Linked DNA regions of Homo sapiens: region 2 is linked to region 1. Evidence: chromatin contacts called from ENCODE Hi-C or POLR2A ChIA-PET data. All regions are on one chromosome and are shown on one strand. The core of a region is the stretch at or near the end of the contact, and the rest is flanking DNA. Distances in the headings are between cores, read along the strand shown.

What was found. A loop is a pair of places that touch in the nucleus more often than their neighbours do. ChIA-PET counts read pairs that join two places held with the same protein, here RNA polymerase II (POLR2A). Pooled maps may share reads with other maps.
Region 2: a loop to region 1 is called in a pooled map, with 6 times the contacts of the local background. The contact joins two enhancer-like sites. A Hi-C loop is called at or near these places in 1 of 37 single-sample maps with no recorded cell type and 3 of 50 pooled maps. POLR2A ChIA-PET finds 5 or more read pairs at or near these places in 2 of 52 experiments (BJ and HCT116).

Annotation. Positions count from the first base shown.
Region 1 is chr3:194,737,348-194,739,912 of GRCh38, forward strand. All of the region lies in intron 1 of LINC01968 (long intergenic non-protein coding RNA 1968), which reads left to right. The region is part of intron 2 of LOC105374292 (a long non-coding RNA gene); the gene reads left to right. Among named protein-coding and RNA genes, the nearest start is that of LINC01972, 30 kb to the right of the region's middle. RefSeq lists an enhancer at 1-135. Within about 2 kb of position 1,289, at least 13 of the 41 ENCODE cell types and tissues checked have a DNase peak (open chromatin) inside an H3K27ac peak, as active enhancers do.
Region 2 is chr3:194,974,875-194,977,439 of GRCh38, forward strand. No RefSeq gene overlaps it. Among named protein-coding and RNA genes, the nearest start is that of XXYLT1-AS1, 120 kb to the right of the region's middle. Within about 2 kb of position 1,282, at least 4 of the 41 ENCODE cell types and tissues checked have a DNase peak (open chromatin) inside an H3K27ac peak, as active enhancers do.

The DNA of each region.
Region 1 (2,565 bases), core at 39-2,538:
TGTGTGTGTCTGTGTGTGCAGCTTCTGCTTTCTGAGCATCTACTTCTGCTTTGCATGTTTCTGCCACTTCTCCTTCTGCCTTTCCTGCTGCTTCTGCTGCTTCCATGCCCACTTCTTCTTTTCTGCCTCTGCCTCAGCGGCTGCTGCTGTTGCTACGCCTTCCTTCTTTTTTTCTTCCTCCTCTTCCTCTTCCTTCATCTTCCTCTCTTCTGTGGCCTTTGCTTCTGGTTCTGCTTTTTCTGCTCACTTTCCTTCTCCTCCTGCTCTGTCTTCTCCTCCTCCTGTCTTCTTCTTCTCTTCCTCCTCTGTTTTCTCCTCCTTCTTGTCTTCCTCCTCCTGCTGCTCAGTTTTGAACATGCTGAATTTAAGGTGCCTGTGAAACATTTACTTATACCTTCTCTAGGGCTTTCCAGTGTTCTTTAAGAGCTTCAAAATTTCCACCAACTTGGAACTTGCTGGCTGACCTTCAGAACAGTCTCTTTTAGTAGGTAGCAGATAATAACAAGACTTCACAAAGGAGCAGTACTCTACAATTAACCCAGTATTTACAAACCCATTATTTTATTAGTAGAACAGGGAAACTGAGGCTCAGAGAAATTCCCATACTTTGCAAGGCTGCATAGAAATAAGTGAAGCTTTTATAAGAACCTAGAGCCCCTTTTCCCAGGGTTTGCCGTAGGGCCTTACTTTTTAAAAATTTGTTATTTTAATAGACTTTATCTTTTTAGAAGCAGCTATAGGTTGACAGCAAAATTGAGAGGGAAGTACACAAAGTCCCAACAGGACCTTATGTTTTTACAGAGCTTAACAAGTCCCTTTGTATCCATGATTTCATCTGTTTAGGAATCACTTGAGAGGATGTCAGCTCAGAGAGGGAAGGGATTCAGTTATGCCCACACAGCAAAGCAATGCCACCTCACTGGGGTGAGGGCCCCTAGCTTCTTGTCCAAGGGCTCAGGAAGGACCAGTGCCATTCAGAAAAGTAGTGAGGCAGTGAGTGGTAGGTGTGGGCATTAAGCCAGCTTCTCTTAGTATGTCACCAGTCCCTCCCACTCACATCCCGGCATGAGAGAGTCATCCAGATCTGGTTCTCTGAGTTTTTCCATCCTTAAGGAAAATTCTAGTGACCTAAATCTGGGCCAGAAAACCAATAAACACAGGAGTTGCTTTTTAAGAAAAACTCAGTTGATAGGCTGAAAGTGCCACGAGGCCACAGGACAATTAGAGTATGCTGGGCTCCAAATGCTGAGCAGATGCCATCCTGGTTGGGAGCCAGGCCCTGGGAATAGAAACACCAGCCCTCTGTGCCAGCCCTGGCAGGGCCCTGGGAGGCAGCTGGTCTCCAGCCAGTGGCTCCCCTCTGTTGCCAGCACTGCACAGGCCCCAGGGGAATGAAAATTGAATTTGGCAAAATTCACATTCTTGTCTTTGGAGAGTGGGTGAGAGTTGCACCCTGGGAAGTAGATTATCAGCCAGCCCCATGAGGGGAGGGCTCACGTTCCTTTACTCGCCATCATGTCTCCAGGGTCAAAATCAGTGCCTAGCATATAACAGGTGCTCAGAAATGTTTGTTACTGACTATCTACACACTGAAGACAGGGAACGGAGCTTTCACCACTTCCTAAGGTTTCCAATTCCCAGATCTTTATGTTTGTAGGACTCTAGGTGGCTTCCGATTAAGTACCTATTGTTGAGGGGGACTGTGGGGAGTGGTTGTCCAAATAACAAGAGAATGGCTTCCACAGTCAGGTTCCATTTTAGAGGAGGCTCAGGGTGGAAGTAGTTTGCAAGGGAAGAGGCAGCCCGGCTGAGTCTTGGGTCTTGCAGGAAGGGAGGAAAGGGGATGCCAGAGAGATGTCTTGGGCATGGGAAGAGAGCCTAGGGCTTAACTATAGAAGGGCTTGTGGATGTCCTCTTGCTAGTTGTCCATTCACCAAGCATCTGTCTGTGGGCCTCTTCTTCGGGATGGGCTCTCCTGGGAAAGTACTGCATCTCTGTGTAGAGAAAGTGCTCCTTTCAGAGGAAGTGCTTTGAAGGGTGTGCTTAGAAGACATACCTTGCGATCTGGAGCGCAGATGGCCAAAGACACAAAAAGCCCCTGTGTACAGCCTCCCTGAACAGAGCAGCCCCACCCTAGAGGCTCCACTGGGGTCACTTCTGCCTACAAATAAGGACATGCTGCGAAACATGCTGACCAGTGCCTGCAGTGTGGGGCAGAGAAAGTAGCAGGTGGTTCAGGAAGACAGGAGGAAGCCTGTGGAGGGGGCAGCACCGGAGCTGGCCCTGGAAGTGTGGGGCAGACTTGGCCATAGAAGGGCAGCATAATCAAAGGCGAAGAATCGGGAGTGTTGTGTGAGTCACAGGTCATCCTGTTTGGCTTGAGGCTCAAGGAAGTGGGAGCTGAGGTTGGAAATGTAAACCTAGGCCAGGCAGAGCACCGTGGCTCACACCTGCAATCCCAGCACTTTGGGAGGCTGAGGCAAGAGAATCACTTAAAGATGGAGTTTGAGACCAGCCTGTGCAACAAAGCAAGACCCCATCTCTAAAAAAATTTTTTTAAAAATT
Region 2 (2,565 bases), core at 32-2,531, 240 kb after region 1:
CTTGCCGACTTTGGGGGGACTGTGGCTGAAAGGCACGGCAGCTTGCCAGGCCCCTCCCTTGTTACCTTCCATGGTGGAGCCTGAAAAGTGGAAAATGCTCGCCTTCCCAGCTGCGCCTTCATGCAAGGGTGACCATGCAACCCAGCCCTGCAGTTAGCAGACAACCACATGGAGGAGCTCTGTTTAGGGACTTCTGGATGGTGGTATGCAGGGGGATGGTGGCAGTGAGGACCGTCCCCACAGATACCAAAAAGATGGCCTGCATTGTCTGTAAAGAGCTGAAAACAGTGATAGACCTGTGTGAAGGTCAATCTGCTTTTCTTTCTCACCATGTGCCTGCAATTCTAAATAAGGTCAGTGCTGTACCCCTTGTTCCACAGCCCGACCTGAAGAGCTCTGGAACTAGTGAAGGAGATGAATGCATTTGCAGGGAGAGTGACCACCTTCCCTCCAGTCGGCTCCACCTTCTTCATGACAGCAGCCTTCACAATGACAGCAGCCTTCACAATGACAGCAGTGACGAGGGCACCCCTCAAGGCTTCAGACCTTCAGGGCCTTAGGACTCATGTTCTGTTTTCTGGCTACACTAACGGAGCTAAGGGAAGGAGCCTCTGCTTCCGCTGCTCAGATGCTGGCTGGTGCCCGCCATGCCTTCATCATTCTCACATCTGATTCAGGGGCTCTCCCTTTCTCCAGGCTTGGGTTCGGGGAACCTGAGGGCCACTATCTGCTGGGTTCCATCAGCAAGTCCAGCAGCACAGCTGATCTGACAGGTGTCACATGACTCACAGGCAGGCAGGCTCAGTGGGACAAGTCCTAAACTAGGACTCAGGGGACCGCCTGGTCTCTGTTGTCTACTAACCAGCTGTGTGACCTTCAATAGGCCACTTCCCTTTTCTAAGCCTCAGTTTCCATAGCAGTAAAACCAGAGGGCCCTTCTCTAGAGAGTTCTTCCCGCCCTGACAGTCTCTCTCTCTCTCTCTCTCTCTCTCTCTCTCACACACACACACACACACACACACACACACATATCTGGGTGGGTATGTTTTACAGAAGTACTGTATTGCTCTACATTTTGTAACATGCTCTTAAGTTTTTGAGAAAATGATATACAGAAGGATTTGTAACTTCTTTGCTATTCACTCAAATGAATCCATTTTGTGTTTTAGTAGCTTCAGATCACTTCAACAGCCAATGCAAATAATCAAGACAGAAGCAGTGCAACCTCTTGGAGTTGGCCTATTTCCAGTGGTACAGCCAAACGCAATGGCATTATTTACCCAAATTGTTGGGCAACCAGCATGCACTGGAAGCAGATGCCAGCAGACGCCTTCCCGGACGCCAAGTCCTAGGAGTTGGCTTAGGCCCTTAGCTCAGGATGGAGGCAGCACCCACTGCATTGACACAATGCTGTGGGGTGATCCAGTCCTCAGCAACTACAGGGAGGATCCAGCCACTGGGGCAGACTGCACTTCAGGGACATCAGAAGCGGAAACCTGGGCTGGGGAGGTGCTTCCAAAGGAAACACCTGGAAGAGGGAGAAAGGATAAAAGAACCACCATCTAGATTAGGAAAGCAAGGCAGTTCCTGCCACCCAGAATAGTGTGTGCTGCTTGTTTGGAAAATGCATGATCATTTTCAGAGTCCTGAGGCCCGTCAGAGACTTTATGTCCAGCAGTGCCGATGGCCTGGTTCTCAGTCAAGGTAGTGGTCTGAGCTGCCATGGTCGGTCTCCTGCTCCAAACACATAGAAATTCTAGGTAAAGTACAGAAAATTAAATTTCAAAACCTATAACGAAGCTCAGAAGCTAAAAAAGCATCTGTGGATGCTCAAATAAAGAGGAGTCTTGCAGTGGTAATCAGGATTGAGCTACACCCTGTGTGTGCCTTAGAGGCTGGGTTTAGTTTTCAAGTTATCAGAAATCATATTGAGCTATAGAGATAGTTTATCACCCTGCATCTTTTAAAAACCAGATTAGGATATAATTTACATACAGTGAAATTCGCCCTTTTTAGGATATAATACTGTGAGTTCCGGCAAATAAATACAGTCATAGAACTACTACCCCCGTCAAGGCATGGAGCAGTTCCATCACCACGAACGTCCTTCTGCCCTTTGTAGCCAACTCTTCCCCCTCCCCTGGAAACTACTGGTCTATATTTGCCCTTCTATTTCTGCTTTTTCCAGAATTCCAGAGAAATGGAGTCATACGGTGTTTAGAAAGGCTGCAGCTTTAGTTCTTGCCCAGGAAGTGACACCAAGGCCACAGCCTTGCCGACAGCAGGAATACTAGGACTGAGTTCCCCAAATGAAACCAGGAGTCAGGAAAGGGCTCTCCTGTTTAGGAACTGGGATTAGAAAAACTGCTTGCTGGCCTGAATATTAGGCACAAAAGTGGGTCACTTACCTTGGACCATGAGGGAAACTGTCACCAATAAAATATCTGAACCTCTAGGTTGTATGACACAAAATTATGGACAGGTATTCTCATTGCTACCAGCACGGTGTGGATGTCCCGAGCCTAGAAACTCACATAAATACTGGTCTAGAAACTGTTTGCCCTT